2 separate regions of the Homo sapiens genome follow, and region 2 is linked to region 1. Evidence: chromatin loops called from intact Hi-C (ENCODE). Cell type or tissue: A673. All regions are shown on one strand. Each heading gives the region's core, and the rest is flanking DNA. Links, peaks and the distances in the headings are about the cores only.

Region 1 (8,337 bases), core at 84-8,083:
GGTGTTTTGCCATGTTGTCCAAGCTGATCTTGAGCCCCTGAATTTGAGGCGATCCACCCACCTTGGACTCCTAAAGTGCTGGGATTATAGGTGTGAGCCACCATCCCCGGCTTGATAGATGCTAGTTCTAAGACAATGATTCTCAATCTTGGCTGCCCATGAGAAAGCCCTGAGGTGTACAGGTATAAAGTGCAGAGATGGGGGAATCAGCTCTCCCTGCAGTAGGAGGTTGGGACAGGGACCACTTTATGGAAGTGGAAATGTCTACGCTGGGCTTTGACCGTTCACATGATTTCACAAGGTTGAAAAGGAGAACCAAGGACATTCCAGTGAGATGGAACAGCTCAGAGGCATGGAGTGAGGGAGGAAGTAGTCTAGGACTCTGCACAGGGGTTCAGTGCTGTGGGCTGGGAACTGTGGGAGTCATGGCTAAATCAAGATGTGAGACCCAGGTGACAAAGGGGCTGGTGTGCCACTCTAAGGAAAGTTTTGCTGTCAATCTATGTAAGGAGGTTAGTAAAATAATTATCTCTGTTACTACTATTTTTTTTGAAATGGAGTCTCGCTCTGTTGCCAGGCTGGAGTGCAGTGGCGTGATCTTGGCTCACTGCAACCTCTGCCTCCTGGGTTCAAGTGATTCTCCTGGCTCAGCCTCCCGAGTAGCTGGGACTGCAGGCCCGTGCCACCACGCCCAGCTAATTTTTGTATTTTTAGTGAAGACGGGGTTTCACCATTTTGGCCAGGATGGTCTCGATTTCTTGACCCCCCTGCCTTCGACTCCCAAAGTGCTGGGATTACAGGCGTGAGTCACCGCACCCGGCCCTTTTTTTATTTTTTAAAAATCAGTAAAGAAAGTCAATTAAGCTACTTATATGTTCCTTAATCAGAGTCCCCTGTGACATATTCTTCCTTGACTTTCAGTCTCATTAAACATTTATCTAACATAATTTTCTATGCTTATTAGAGCAGAAAATGAATCTTGTGCAAATCAGCTTTTTGCCCTTTTACTTAGTTTCAAGAAGACTCAGAAGCAGGCATAGGGCCTAATTCAATGCCTTTCCAGATGAAGAAAGTCTAGCTCTTGGTGGATTTCCAGATTTCAACCGCCTCTGAATTCTTGGTGACCATGTGACTCCATTCATTGTTACTCCATGGTGGACTTCCCTAATGCTGACCAGCCTCCCCTGAGTAGAGGACATGTTCTTCCAGCCAGATTGGACTGCTCCCAGGCCCCAGCTGGGTCCCCACCCCAGTGCCTGCTCCATGCCAGGGGCCATGTTCCTGTCTGTTTAGGCCCAACCCATCTAGAGGCCACTTGACATGCTGAGTGAGAAAAAGCCAGCTGGTGTGGCTTGAATGTGTGAGGGCAGGCAGAGGTACATTACATAGGATTTTCACATAGCTTTTATCCCATCTACAAAGAGAAAGGAAATGCCACTGTTCTACTGCCTCACACTTGTGGCAGGCCAGGCCTCACTAACAGCTGTTTCAGCACTGACTGAGTGGTTAAGTTAAATATTAAAAGCCAGCGCCCTTATACAAAGGCTGGGATGTAACAAACGCCCATGAAGAGTTTTGCGTAGGCCTTTCCTGGGCCTTAAAGCATGACCAAATAATGAAGGAATTCTTACTAGGACCCATTTAGGGTTAAACAAGTTTTATTGTGGGTCTGAAGAAACTCCCCAGGCCTCCACAAACAAGTTTATTGGGGATCTGAAGGAACTCCTCAAACCTCTGTGATTTAGCAGGAGGCAAGATAAGGGTAATCACCCCAGCACCTGGACCCATTTAGATTAAGTAAATTTACTGAGGCTCCAGAGAAAGGTCTTCAGGACTCAGACCTTAGTTATAGATTACAATAAGTTAATCACGTATGTCTTTAGATGAATGCATACTTACATGTAGACATATAGCTTAGAAGGTATATCAGCTCTGGGAAACTTTGTAATTTTGAGTTGGTCTGATGATAATTTCCAGGCCTTCTCCCTGTAATCGGTCACAGAAATAAAAACTCTCTTCCTCCCCAGTTCATCTGCATCTTGTTATTGGGCTGCGAAAAATAGCAGCCCGACCCTCAGTTTGGTCCAGGAACACACTGACAGTCTGTTCATAGCCAGATAATGACCATAAATAGTTCTAAAAGTAACTTTGATAAGCAGGATTTAATGATTATAATTATACTTGGCTGCAAATAATGGGGACCAATTACTGGTTAAGAAAATCCCACTTTGGGAGGCCAAGGCAGCTGGATCACTTGAGCCCAGGAGTTCGAGACCAGTCTGGGCAACATGATGAAACCCCATCTCTACAAAAAAAGGTACAAAAGTTATCCAGGAATGGTGGCATGTGCCTGTAGTCCCAGCTACTCAGGAGGCTGAGGAGGGAGGCGGAGGTTGGAGTGAACTGTGATTACACTACTGTGATTACACTCCAGCATGGGCTACAGAGTGAGTGAGACTCTGTCTCAAAAAAAAAAAAAAAAAAAAAGGAAAAGAAAGAAAAAGAAAATCCTTGATGCCATTTCAGCTCTGATAGTGACTCTTTCTGTGGTGGTGGGAACTTGGTGGCCTGATTCATTTTTCCCATATGGATAAATGGAGGCTACATTAGTGATTCCAAATTCAATCGGAGAATAGAAGGCAGGATTTCTTGTTCCTTTAGGGAACAGAGAGGTCTTACCTTTAGATATGTGCTTCCTAATTAAAAAAAAATCATATACTTATCCAAGACTTTAAACATGACAGATGTTGTGCTGAACCTTAGACCCAGTGAATTAGAATCCCAGTGCTTGAGCCCAAGTTTATGTATACTTTAAAACTCCACAGTTGTTTCTAATGTGCATCACTGATTGAGAACTGCTGTGCCAGATGATTATCAAAGCCCTATTTAATTTGGCATAAGATCTCAAATAAGAATGGGGACTGGTGGCATCTATTTTTGCTTTTGAAACTGCTTTCCCTAAGGTCTTAATTTTGAAGCACTGCCTGAAAATCCTGTATTTTGCATTTCTTTTCCCTTTAACTCTCTTGAATAAACATCTTGAACTAAGCATCAGCAAAAAGAAGCAACGATGATTATTGTCTTTAGTCCCTGGAGTTTTGCCTTTACTTAAATTAGAGGAATTTCCTGATAGATTTATTTGTTATGTCACTTCACATTTTTATGTGAGGGAAGCTGGTTATGGGGTTCTTATCAGTGTACAATCTTTTCTATAGGACAAAGGCAATAAAAATCATCACCAGCACAAAAAACAACTCCATGAAGCTACAGCACAATGAAAATGTTGTCTTTAATCTTTCTCTTTGCCAAACAAATTCAAGTGTTTATTGTCTGTGTATTCTTTACTCAAAATAAAGAGAAGGTGTTCTACTTAGTCTTATGCCATAATCATTCCATTAATCAGAAGTATCAAAGAAAGCCTAGATGACAGTTTTAAATCAGAGTGATAGATGTTAATGTGGCTCTGAAAGAATTTAATTTCCTGATCCAGGAATTAAACATACTGAAGTCATTTGCTTGGACTATCTATTCTCTCCATGTGTTGACTTAAATGTAAGTACATTATTGAGTTTCCTACACCTTTTATAGAAGCAATAGATGCCAGTATCCATTAGAGGAGAAACGCAGGGCAGTGTGTCTAAGACGTTTTGGATAAATTCAGGAATGCTCTCACCAAGAGGTTCATGTACATTTCCCTTCTTACAGATAGGTAGAACTGTGTGACCACTTTTGGCCAATGAGCTGTGAGTGAAAGTGACTTGTCACTTCTGGGCTGGTATGAGTTCTCTTTGCCTCCCATAGGCACTGAGGATGTTCAGCTAATAGCGCCTCCATGAACCTGGGTCCCCAAGGGACTACATGCAGCAGGGCTCCCCACCTGCAATGGACACGTAGTGTGAGTGAAAAATTAACCTCTGTTCTATTGAGCCACTGAGATTGCAGTATAGCCTGCCCAGACTTGACCAGGGCAGGCATTAAGAAGTATCAAAAAACATCCCAAGACAGGGGCTCCCTTGCTATGTTTTCTTCAAAATGATCTGTGTTTGGAAGATCAAAGTCAAACTTGTGGGGAGAGGCATGGATGGGAGCAAGTATACAATTTATTTCACAGACTTTTTGGCCAGAGTTCTTTGATGCTTAATTAGAGAATAGCTATTTATTCAGAAATGTTAAAACTATTTTACAAATGTGCTGTATGTCCTTTCTTGATCATTGTTAATATTTCTTGGTAATAGCAGTCTCCGTTATATCCTTAGAAGTGGCTGGAGTGAGGAGGGCATGGTGGCTCGCACCTGTAATCCCAGCACTTTGGGAGGTTGAGGTACCTGGATTGCTTGAGCCTAGGAGTTCGAGACCAGCCTGGGCAACAGGGAGAAACCCTATTTCTACAAAAAATACAAAAATTAGCTGGGCTGGTGGTGTACACCTATAGTTCCAGCTACTGTCAGGGCTGAGGTGGGAGGATTGCTTGAGCCCAGGAGGTTGAGGCTGCAATGACCCATGTTCACACCACTGCACTCAAGCCTGGGTGACAAAGTGAGACCCTGTCTTGAAAAACAAAAATAAACAAAAAAAGAGGTTGTTGGGATGTTTTGTTGACCAGAGCCTGAAGGAAAAATTGACCTGGTGGTGCTTGGTGCCAGTCTGGCTTCTACTTTCACCTTTTGGCAACTCCAACGATACTTTACGACCTCAGGAAGTCCAGAAGGACTGAGTATCTCACACTTATCTTCTTAGAAACTGCTTAAGCTTCCACACCCTCAGGACTACAGTTACAAAGATCTGCTAGGCTGGGGGAGGAGTTCTCTCCAGCTTTGCTCTGGTGAATAATCCTTTCAGAGCCTTTATGCCAGTCCAGGACCTTTAGCAACAGAAATTAATATACACCTTTCAACAATCCCTGCCTTCAATCTGCTTATGATCTACCTGAGGAAAAGGACATAAAAACAAGGGTAGAATAACAAAATGAGTGAATATGTACAGATAAATAAATGAGTGGTCAAAAAAGAAAGCTGTGGAGATTCCTACTCAAAATAGTGACTTCAGGCTGAGGGAAAGGAGAATTTGACCTAGGTGTGAAGTGATAAGTCAACTTTTGACAGATGGAGGTGAGCATACAGACAAGTGGAATGGTATGTACAAGGGCATGGAATGGATATGCAGGAAGATTGGAATAAAGCAAGACCTGGGAGAAGTCAGTGAAAAGCCTGGAAAGATAGGTTGGGAGAAATGCCCCACAAGTGTTCCCAAAGCTGGAAGAGTCTACAGTGTTCCCCAGCATGCTGTTAGCATTGCTGTAAACACACAAGTTAAGGGCAAGATTCTTGCCAAGAGAATTAATGTGCATATTGAGCACATTAAGCACTCTAAGAACTGAAATAGCTTCCTGAAACGCGTGGAGGAAAATGATCAGAAAAAGAAGGAAGCCAAAGAGAAAGGCACCTGGGTTCAACTGAAGTGCCAGCTTGCTCCACCCAGAGAAGCACACTTTGTGAGAACCAATGGGAAGGAGCCTGAGCTGCTGGAAGCTGTCCCCTTTGGATTCATGGCATAATAGGGGTTAAGAAAAATAAAAGACCTCTGGACTGTAAAAATGTTTCTCTTCATTGAGTAGAAGTGTGATGTCTCCTTTCCCAAAGAAATATTTAAAGCAAATTTTCATTCTGTCCTTATTCATTGTGTAATGTCTTTACTATTCAAATTGAATATATTTCTTGCTAAAAGATGTGAGGTGGCAACAAATTACTCAATTGGTTAGAAATTGGCTAGGTATTATTTATGAAATATTTGTACTGGTTTGAAGATAGTCCCTCTAAATCATCATGGAAGAAATAAAATAATTTACACACACAAAAAAAAGATAGGTTGGGAGCAGACTGTGGAAAGCACTGGATATTGGACTAATGATCTAGAACTTTCAGCTTTTAGATATTTTCAGCATCTAGCCACGATTTATTTATTTATTTGTTTATTTATTTATTTATTTATTTAAGACAGAGTCTCGCTCTGTCGCCCAGGCTGGAGTACAGTGGTGTGATCCCCACTCATTGCAACCTCTGCCTCCCTGGTTCAAGCGGTTTTCCTTGCCTCAGCCTCCCGAGTAGCTGGGATTACAGGAGCCCGCCACCATGCCCGGCTAATTTTTTTTTGTGTTTTTAGTAGAGACAGGGTTTTGCCATTTTGGCTGTGCTGGTCTCGACCTCCTGACCTCTGGTGATCCACCCACCTCGGCCTCCCAAAGTGCTGGTATTACAGGCATGAGGCACCACTCCAGCCTCATTATTTTTTTTAAGCATGGAGAGTATCATAATCCTAGTGGCGCTTAAGTAGCAGTAGTCTGTTGCCAGGAGCAAGGTTCGTTGGACGGAAAGGACATGGAGGTGAGGATACTTTCATGGCAGACAGTGGTCATGTGTGGAGAAGGGGGGAGATAAGAAGGTTGTGATTACAAAAGGGGGTGCAAAGTGGGTTTCTGTAATGGCTGCCTCCTGGAAGGCAGTGTCACATGGAACCTCTTAGTCTCAGCACCTGGAGCTCCAGGAAGGAAAAATTTCAAGTCAGATAGAATTCTATATATACCATTTCTTTGGAACCTTCAGCCCTCAAGATTCCAACATCATGATCTGAATTTCAGCACAGTTGCCTTAGTCCTCATGTCACTATTTTGGTGCTGCCTGGGTGAAGCAGTAGAAGCCGGTGATGCAATCACTCTCTTGTTAGGTGTGGTTCTCAGCGTTACAGACATTCTTGCTTGCTTGGGGGTATATGCACGAAAGAGAAATGGACAGATGTGACTTTGAAGGGCCTACTGAATCAAGCCTCACCCTGAAAGGCTTTGTGCTATTGAGGCTAAACCTGAGCTTTGGTGAAAGTTTCCAGGAATCAGTAAATAGGGGAGTTTTACATTTTTCATTGTTTCCATGAAATGGGAACAAAAAAAAAAGAGTTTTCTTTACAACAAATAATGCACAGAAAAATGCAGCCTATAATTTGTATTTGCTGGTTAGAAAGAAGGTCAAGGAAGTAAGATGGCTGAAATTTACATAAGTAATATTTCATAGTTTTAGAATTCTCAAAGCACGTGAAATAGGAAGAAGGAAGTTCTTGCCCAGAATCCTAGAAAATCACCAGTATTCAGTTATAATCACTACTTCTTGAATCATTGAGGAGTCTTTTCTCCATATTTTGATTTGATTTTTGTTTTGTTATCTTCCAAGTTAATATTGTATTTAGATATCAAATAGCCAAAAAGGGAAACTTTTATCTCTGGGGAAAAAACATTTAGAAAAATGTATTCAGTGTATCTAATACTGAAATGCAGGAAAGATTTAATGTAAAAAAACACTATAGACATTGACATGGAAAAGATTTAACGTTAAAAAAGCACTTTATATCAACTGAGTAACATCCTCCTGATGAGAAATACTATATTAAATATAAACCCATTATGTTGTAAAAGAAAAAAAGGGTGGGGTGCAAAGCCGACGATATTGCATCAGTGATAATGGGAATGGTCAACGTGTTAGCTTGTAGAGAGTGCCAGGCACTATCAAAAGCATTCTATACTTTAACTTATTTAATTCCCATAGAAACCTGTGAGGAAGGTATTCTTATTTGTATTTCACAGGTTTAAAAACACAAGGGAGTTTAAGTCACCTGCCCAAGCTCTCACAGGTGGTAAGATTTGGGGTGCTCTTAAGTGACTGCCAGAGGTGCTCTTCAGTGACTGCCAAGGGATGGAACTGGAGAGCGATAGTAGAATCCAGACTTTTTGCTGAGCTTCTCTGCTGGGAGGAGAGGGGATGCTAAGCCTATTTTGGGTGAAACCTCCCCTTGGGAAGCTAGAGCATTGCCTTCCTTTTTCCTCAGATCACAATGCTGCTGGGTGGGACCTAGGGGGTAATGGGTCGGGAGTAAGGTAGGTCATAACCGGCATATCTTCTCTCTGACTGAGTTTGTTTTTAACTAGGACATCCTGAGACTTCAGTGAAATATGCTGATGGGAAAGGAAGAGAATGAGTTTCGGTGCAGAAAGGCAGCTGAGGTAGGTATTGCCATTTCCTAGCTGAGTATCATTGCACAAGTTACTTAACTTTGCTGAGGCTTTTTTTCCATGCCTGCAAAATGGAGATGATAATAATTCCTCCCTCTCCCTCAAAGGGCTGTTGTATTAAAAGGGGTGAAGATGTGAAATACTCAGCATTCACATATAATAAGTACTGCTTTAGTGTTAGCTATTTCGTTATAACTCAATTAAATTTTGTTAAACATGTACTATTAGCCCAAGAAAAGAAAACTGGAAATTGGAAAAATGCTAGTGTAGCTACAAAAGAAAAA
Region 2 (8,337 bases), core at 151-8,150, 170 kb before region 1:
AGATGTAACCCCCTCATACGTCCAGAAACTTACTGAATGTGTACCACTTTCGCACCGTTGTAGAGCTGAAAAATAGTAAGCTGAACGATCATAAATTGGGGGACCACCTGTATGAATGTGCTAGTTAAGTGGTTAAGCCACAAATCCAATCATGTCTGGCTGACATTAAAGATCCAAGCTCTGGCCGGACACGGTGGCTCACGCCTGTAATCCAAACACTTTGGAAGGCCAAGGTGGGTGGATCACCTGAGGTCAGGAGTTTGAGACCAGCCTGGCCAACATGGTGAAATCCCATCTCTACTAAAACATACAAAAACTAGCTGGACATGGTGATGCATGCCTGTAGTTCCAGCTACTGGGGAGGTTGAGGTGGGAAAACCGCTTACATCTGGGAGGTGGCAGCAGTGAGACAAAATCGCACCACTGCATTCCAGCCTGGGTGACACAGCAGCACTCGGTCTCAAAAAAAAAAAAAAAAAAAAAATCCAAGCTCTTTCCACTTCATCACAATATATTTTATTCAAAATTACGTTAAACAATTACCCTGTGACACTCATGCAATGCTGCCTGGTAGATGCCACCACTTTATTTTATATATTTATTTATTTATTTATTTATGAGACGGAGTCTTGCTCTGTTGCTCAGGCTGGGGCACAGTGGTGCCATCTCAGCTCACTGCAACCTCCGCCTCCCAGGTTCAAGCGACTCTCCTGCCTTAGCCTCCTGAGTAGCTGAGACTACAGGTGCGTGCCACCACGCCCAGCTAATGTTTTGTATTTTTAGTAGAGATGGGGTTTCACTGTGTTAACCAGGATGGTCTCGATCTCCTGACCTCGTGATCCACCTGCCTCGGCCTCCCAAAGTGCTGGGATTACAGGCATGAGCCACGGTGCTCAGCCAATGCTAATACTTCTTTTAAAGAAAGAAGGCCTAAGCGTTAAGTTCTTTGCTCAAAGTTATGCACTTAGTGGCAAAGTCAAGATGTCAACCTAAGTTTAGCTTCATAGTCTGTGATCTTTCCAGAATTCCACCTGCACAGGAATACTAAGGCCATATATTCATATGCTGCTAAATACAGATTTTTACTTGTTCGGGTTTAATAAAAATCCGTATTTCTTGAAAGTCTCATTTATTTTTAATCTTATCATTTTTGTTGTTCTTCTAAAACCTAAGCCACTCTTAGGCTGGGCCCGGTGGCTCACGCCTGAAATTCCAGCACTTTGGGAAGCCAATGGGGTGGATCACGTGAGGTCAGGAGTTCGAGACCAGCCTGACCAACATAGTGAAACCCTGTCTCTACTAAAAATACAAAATTAGCCAGGCATGGTAGCAGGTGCCTGTAATCCCAGCTACTTGGAAGCTGAGGCAGGAGAATTGCTTGAACCTGGGAGGTGGAGGTTGCAGCGAGCTGAGATGGTGCCACTGCACTCCAGGCTGGGCAACAAGAGCAAAACTCTGTCTGAAGAAAAAATAAAAAATTAAAAAACAGAATCAAATAAAAAATAAAACCCCCTCCCCCTCCCCCACCCACCGCCACGGGTCTCCCTCTCCCTCTCTTTCCACGGTCTCCCTCTGATGCCGAGCTGAAGCTGGACTGTACTGCCACCATCTCTGCTCACTGCAACCTCCCTGCCTGATTCTCCTGCCTCAGCCTGCTGAGTGCCTGAGATTGCAGGCGCATGCCGCCACGCCTGACTGGTTTTCATATTTTTTTGGTGGAGACGGGGTTTCGCTGTGTTGGCCGGGCTGGTCTCCAGCTCCTAACCGCGAGTGATCTGCCAGCCTTGGCCTCCCGAGGTGCCGGGATTGCAGATGGAGTCTCGTTCACTCAGTGCTCAATGTTGCCCAGGCTGGAGTGCAGTGGTCTGATCTCGGCTCGCTACAACCTCCACCTCCCAGCCGCCTGCCTTGGCCTCCCAAAGTGCTGAGACTGCAGCCTCTGCCCGGCCGCCACCCCGTCTGGGAAGTGAGGAGCGTCTCTGCCTGGCCACCCATCGTCTGGGATGTGAGGAGCCTCTCTGCCCGGCTGCCCAGTCTGGGAAGTGAGGAGCGCCTCTTCCCGGCCGCCATCCCGTCTAGGAAGTGAGGAGCGTCTCTGCTCGGCTGCCCATTGTCTGAGATGTGGGGAGCGCCTCTGCCCCACCGCCCCATCTGGGATGTGAGGAGCGCCTCTGCCCAGCCGCGACCCCGTCTGGGAGGTGAGGAGCCCCTCCGCCCGGCAGCCGCCCCGTCTGAGAAGTGAGGAGCCCCTCCGCCCGGCAGCCGCCCCGTCTGAGAAGTGAGGAGCCCCTCCGTCCAGCAGCCGCCCCGTCTGGGAAGTGAGGAGCGTCTCCGCCCGGCAGCCGCCCTGTCCGGGAGGTGGGGGGCAGCCCCCGCCCGGCCAGCCGCCCCATCAGGGAGGGAGGTGGGGGGCAGCCCCCGCCCGGCCAGCCGCCCCATCCGGGAGGTAGGTGGGGGGCAGCCCCCGCCCGGCCAGCCACCCCGTCTGGGAGGGAGGTGGGGGCCAGCCCCCGGCCCGCCAGCCGCCCCGTCAGGGAGGGAGGTGGGGGGCAGCCCCCGCCTGGCCAGCCGCCCCGTCCAGGAGGTGGGGGGGCGCCTCTGCCCAGCTGGCGCCCCGTCCGGGAGGTGAGGGGTGCCTTTGCCCGGCCGCCCCTTCTGGGAATTGAGGAGCCCCTCTGCCCGGCCGCCACCCCGTCTGGGAGGTGTACCCAACAGCTCATTGAGAACGGGCCATGATGACGATGGCGGTTTTGTCGAATAGAAAAGGGGGAAATGTGGGGAAAAGATAGAGAAATCAGATTGTTGCTGTGTCTGTGTAGAAAGAAGTAGACATAGGAGACTCTATTTTGTTCCGTACTAAGAAAAATTCTTCTGCCTTGGGATGCTGTTGATCTATGACCTTACCCCCAACCTGGTGCTCTCTGAAACATGTGCTGTGTCCACTCAGGGTTAAATGGATTAAGGGCGGTGCAAGATGTGCTTTGTTAAACAGATGCTTGAAGGCAGCATGCTCGTTAAGAGTCATCACCACTCCCTAATCTCAAGTATCCAGGGACACAAACACTGCGGAAGGCCCCAGGGTCCTCTGCCTAGGAAAACCAGAGACCTTTGTTCACTTGTTTATCTGCTGACCTTCCCTCCACTATTGTCCTATGACCCTGCCAAATGCCCCTCTGCGAGAAACACCCAAGAATGATCAATTAAAAAAAAAATATATAAATCAAAACCAAAAAGAAATAAAAAAATAAAAAAATAAAAAAAATAAATACTTACTGAAAAAAAAAAACCAAAAAAATAAAACCTAAGGCACTCTTGCTGAGTGCTCATATGGTACCAAATTTATCTATTATGTATAAGGCAAGAAATTTACTTCCCCAATGTTATTACTATCATTAGCTTACTTTTTTTTTTTTTTTGAGATGGAGACTCGCTCAATCACCCAGGCTGGAGTGCAATGGTGCGATCTCGACTCACCGCAACCTCCACCTCCCAGGATGAAGCGATTCTCATGCCTCAGCCTCCTGAGTAGCTGGGATTACAGGCTAGTGCCACCACGACTGGCTAATTTTTATATTTTCGTAGAGACGGGGTTTCACCATGTTGCCCAGGCTGGTCTCAAACTCCTGACCTCAGGTGATACACCCACTTTGGTGTCCCAAAGTGCTGGAATTAAGGTGTGAGCCACTGCACCCGCCCAGCTTACTCTTAATATTTAAAAATATAAATTTGTGATTGCCTATGTGTATTTTTTCATATACATGCAACATACCAACTGAAACATCTGCTACATTCAGTAACACAGCAAACTTCATTTCTCATAGGCATACTAATGAAACAATTTTCATGGTGTACTTGGGATCCTTCATTTCTCTTATTTGCCACTAGATGGCTGTCTTGAAAAAATATGACATTAAATAGAATGCAGGAATAAGGAAGTCATATACAAAGTAGTAAATTACTAATTAAAATCATGAAAAGTGAAACATAGCCACCAATGAACAAGATTTAAAAATCCAAAGAAGCAAAATTCAGAGATTACCAGTATATTACCTATATAGGGACTATTCTCTATTGCTCTGACAAATGAGCAAAAATTTAAATACCAGAAAATTTAGAACTCTTAATAAAATATTTAAAACCAATTAGAATGATCTGTTTGCTAAAGACACATTATGCTGAATAAAGTCCCTTTGTAAAGCATAACAATTATTTCAAAGATGTAAATAATAATTTGTATGTTTTAAAATGGCTCTTTATGCCAACTATTCAAAAAATATAGAACACTATCAATATTTTATATGAATTTACGAAGTATACTTTTAAAAAGTATTGGCTGTAATCACATTTCAAAAACAGTTTCAGTTGGGTGCGGTGGCTCACGTGTGTAATCCTAGCACTTTGGGAGGCCAAGACAGGAGGATTGTCTGAGCTCAGGAGCTTGAGACCAGCCTGAGCAACACAGTGAAACCCTGTCTCAACTAAAATACAAAAAATTAGCCAGGCATGGCGGCGTGCACCTGTAGTCCCAGCTACTTGGGAGGCTGAGGCAAAATTAATTGAACCCCGGAGGCAGAGGTACCATGAGCTGAGATCACACCACTGCACTCCAGCCTGGGCAACAGAGCAAGCTTACTCTGTCTCCAAAAAAACAAACAAACAAACAGTTTAAAAAATTGATTTGCTTATCAAAATAATATTGCTTTCCATATAGAAAATAAATGTTAAACCTGTCATAACTAAGAAAATATAAAATCAAGAGTTAATCAAAATTAACTCTTGGGCTAGCAAATATTTAAGACTAATAATCTCTAAGAAGATATTTCACACTGTTTTTGGAAACATAAATTGCCATAATCTTTTCTGGAGGATAGTTTGAACCTATCAATTTAAAATGTGTTGATTCTTTGATCCAGCAATTTCACTTCCAGAAATTTACCCTACCAGTATACTCCCCACAAGGATACACGGATGTATGTAAAAGGCAACAATATAAGTAAGTGTCTACCAATCTGGTTAAAGATATTACAAATGCATACTATGGAATTATGTAGCCATGAGAAAGAATAAGGTTGATCTATATGAAATGATATGGAAACATGTCCACAATAATAGAGGGAAAAGGGACCGGCAACCAGGGAGTGTGTATGCGATTTTAAGTATTAAAAATGCATGTATGTGCATAGAAGAATGTCAGAAAGATTATATATCAAATTTTAATCTTAATAATAATTACCTAGTGGAGTATTAATTAGGGAAATGAGACAGCTACAGAGATACAAGATAGAAAGTTTTAGTTTTTAAACTTCTATATTTTAATGATAAAACAAATAGAAATATTGGATCTAAACTAGACACTGCTAACTTAATTTTTTACTACTATACCAAGAATCCAGACCAAAGTTCATTCCTTCCAGAAAGGCCAGATAAACACTTAATCTCTCCCAGCCCCATTCCTCTGCCATCTACCAAGGCTAGCTGCTATTTCTTTTCTTTTTTAAAAAAAAAAAAAAAACAACCTATGGGGTATCAACTAGCTGCTATTTCTATCACACCGAAAGGGTCCTGGGAAACAGTCAATCCCTTGCCTCACTTGGACAAAGATTTCCTCAGAAAGATCACCACCAATCCAGGCCATTGCTGACTCCTTCTAACAAAGTCTGTTCCCACTGTCCTTTAAGGAACACGTAAACAAAACCAAACCTCAAATACTTGTAAGAAACAGGCAAGTAACGTACATTAATGAAGTGGACAAAGAGTAGGGTGGGCAAGTGAGAGAGCACATGGTGCACACCTCTTCTAAAGGGGGCAATGTCTCTGGGTTGGGGACAATAAATCTTAACTCACCTCATATGGAACAATGAATAAGTTTCTAATGTGTTTATAACAGAAACATTAAAGAGCAATCATCTCTAAGCAAAAAAGGACTTTTAACAAAGTAATGTTGTTACTTTGTAACAAGGGACTTTTAACAAAGTAATGTTACTATATATGTGTAGTGCTATGTAAGTGTAGACTTAACATCTATCTGTCCTGTTCTGCACTATATGATCTAGTTTTTTTCCTGGGATGGAGTATATAAACCTTAGTGAACCCTGCTTATGAACATGAAAAGTCTTAATTCTACCTGCTTAACATGAGAAGTGGGGGGGAGGGAAATAGTTCCATATGACACTGGAAGTACCCAGGGTCTTCACAGAATTTTCCTGATCATCTCCCAGAGTAGGCTGGACTGTTGTTACTCAACTCTGGATAATTAAACCAAGAAGGAACTTAGGCTCAGTATTGCAAGACTGGATTATTCAGAGAGCTAGAAATACAGATTTTTTTTTTTTTACTAGATTTTTACTTGAGACACAGATTCACAGTCTTCAACTTCAAAGCTAACCCAACAACTCTATGCTTAGATAGTCAGTTTCCTAACAGGAGATACGCTTCTTTAGTGAAGGGCCTACCCCTTATTCACCTTTAAATCCCACCTCCCCCAATCCCCCCCAATGCTTATACAGAAAAAATCATTCACTTAATACAAATCTGTGGAAGGGGAAGGGAGGTCAGATGAACCTTAAGGGCAGGGACTGAACTGATAATAAAAGCTTTCGTGGCACTGAAAAATATCTGAGAAGCAGCAGCACAATAACTAATGATTTTTTTAAAAATGTTACAACACGTCAAAGGTGATTTCAATAAATTTTATACATCTGCAAATTAACTTATCTAGTTATTTGGAACTAATAAGAAAATGTCAGTCTTCTATTTTGCTCTCATATATAATAGCAATTAAAAGGCCAATTACCTGTAATAAAATAAATAATAAAGAAAAAAATCTATAGACTAGTTGAAGTCCAAACTAATAGTGATATAGTATCCTAGGCTACAGACCATGGTTCCACTCCATCTAGCCTACAAACTGTCTGACATTACTCTTCCCACTATCCTCAATATCCTCACATAAGAAACCCAACAGGTTTATTTCTTATCTTGGTCCAAGCCTACCACTTGCCTTCCTACTTGTCTATTCTCAAGGAAAAAAAAAATCACACAATCATCATTACAAACCTCATGTGGCACTGAGCTTTCTGTATGAGGCTATTCTGCTTTGAGACTGATGACAATACCTAAGAGGATCATGCATGCTCTATTAGTTTACTTCTCTGTCTTATATCTCAATTTTTCCCTTAACATATCCTTATGTTTTACCTACAATCCCTTTGTTTTCCTCTCTATTGCTCTGGAGTCAAAGGATATGTTATTACAGATATAAGACACCCGTACACATTCAGTGCCCACTGAACACTGATCAACCTACTATAGGTTTTCTTTAAAAAAAATTTTTTTTTTTTTTTGCGACAGAGTCTCACACTGTCACCCAGGCTGGAGTGCAGTGGCATGATCTTGGCTCACTGCAACCCCCACCTCCCAGGTTCAAACGATTCTCCTGCCTCAGCCTACCAAGTAGCTGGGATTACAGGTGCCCGCCACCATGCCCAGCTAATTTTTGGTATTTTTAGTAGAGAGAGGAGTTTCACTACGTTGGCCAGGCTGGTCTCAAACTCCTGACCTCGTGATCCGCCCGCCTCGGCCTCCCAAAGTGCTGGGATTACAGGCGTGAGCCACAGGCACCCAGCCAATCTAGTATAGTTTTATCTAAATTCTTTAAATATACACGCCCTGTTTCTTGATCAACAACTTCTAATTCTCCTACCCTGTTTCCAACTTCCTTTTGAAATTGTAAGTCCCTCAAAATGCAAAATTGCAAAATTCCCATTTGGATCATGATTCCATTCTCAGAATTTTGTAGTCATAAACTATACAAATATGTGAATACTATGCTTTATACCAAACTAGAAGTGAAAAGACAATGTCTCAGAGAGAAAATAAGGTTTTACATTAAATAGGCAAATAAATACGTACTCAAAATGATATATAGCATAGATGTGCATATATATATTCTATATAGAATTTATATGACAAAGTATTTCCAGAGATAAGTCACAAAAATTCTATAAAGTTACTTAAATTAGCCAGTTTAAAAGATGTGCAAGTATCTTGAAGTCAGACAAGATTGAAGTTAAGGCCAAAAGCTGACAAATATAGATATTTTACTAAACTGTTAAGCCACCACTATCTTTCCCACAATTTAGCCAAAGCATTTAAAAGATGTATATTATTTAAAACAGAAACTAGGTGCAATCAGTTTACATATAATTCTAAAAGCTACTTAGAATCAAGTTGCCACCACTCAAGAACATACCAAAAATGTAAGATTGACAATGATCTCTTCGCTATCTAAGAGAAAAGGAAATCAAAGACATTCTAATTAAAAATTAATTTCTCAAC

The links. A loop is a pair of places that touch in the nucleus more often than their neighbours do. Peaks named below come from ENCODE experiments on the same cell type or tissue, not always from the same donor. Only the 100,000 strongest peaks of a DNase experiment are listed, where the experiment ranks them.
Region 2: it touches region 1 in a loop (3-fold over the local background); 29 of 110 quality-filtered maps call a loop at or near these places.

Annotation. Positions count from the first base shown.
Region 1 is chr6:87,067,373-87,075,709 of GRCh38, reverse strand. It overlaps LOC124901354 (small integral membrane protein 30-like), which reads left to right and starts at 2,121. Exons shown (of 2, transcript XM_047419629.1): 1 at 2,121-2,142; 2 at 6,640-6,794. The coding sequence starts at 2,121. The coding sequence ends at 6,794. In A673, for the core only: no CTCF peak of the experiment used is centred there; no DNase peak of the experiment used is centred there.
Region 2 is chr6:87,233,565-87,241,901 of GRCh38, reverse strand. All of the region lies in intron 5 of ZNF292 (zinc finger protein 292), which reads right to left. Among named protein-coding and RNA genes, the nearest start is that of ZNF292, 82 kb to the right of the region's middle. In A673, for the core only: CTCF peaks have their summits at 395 and 3,868 (motif pointing right); no DNase peak of the experiment used is centred there.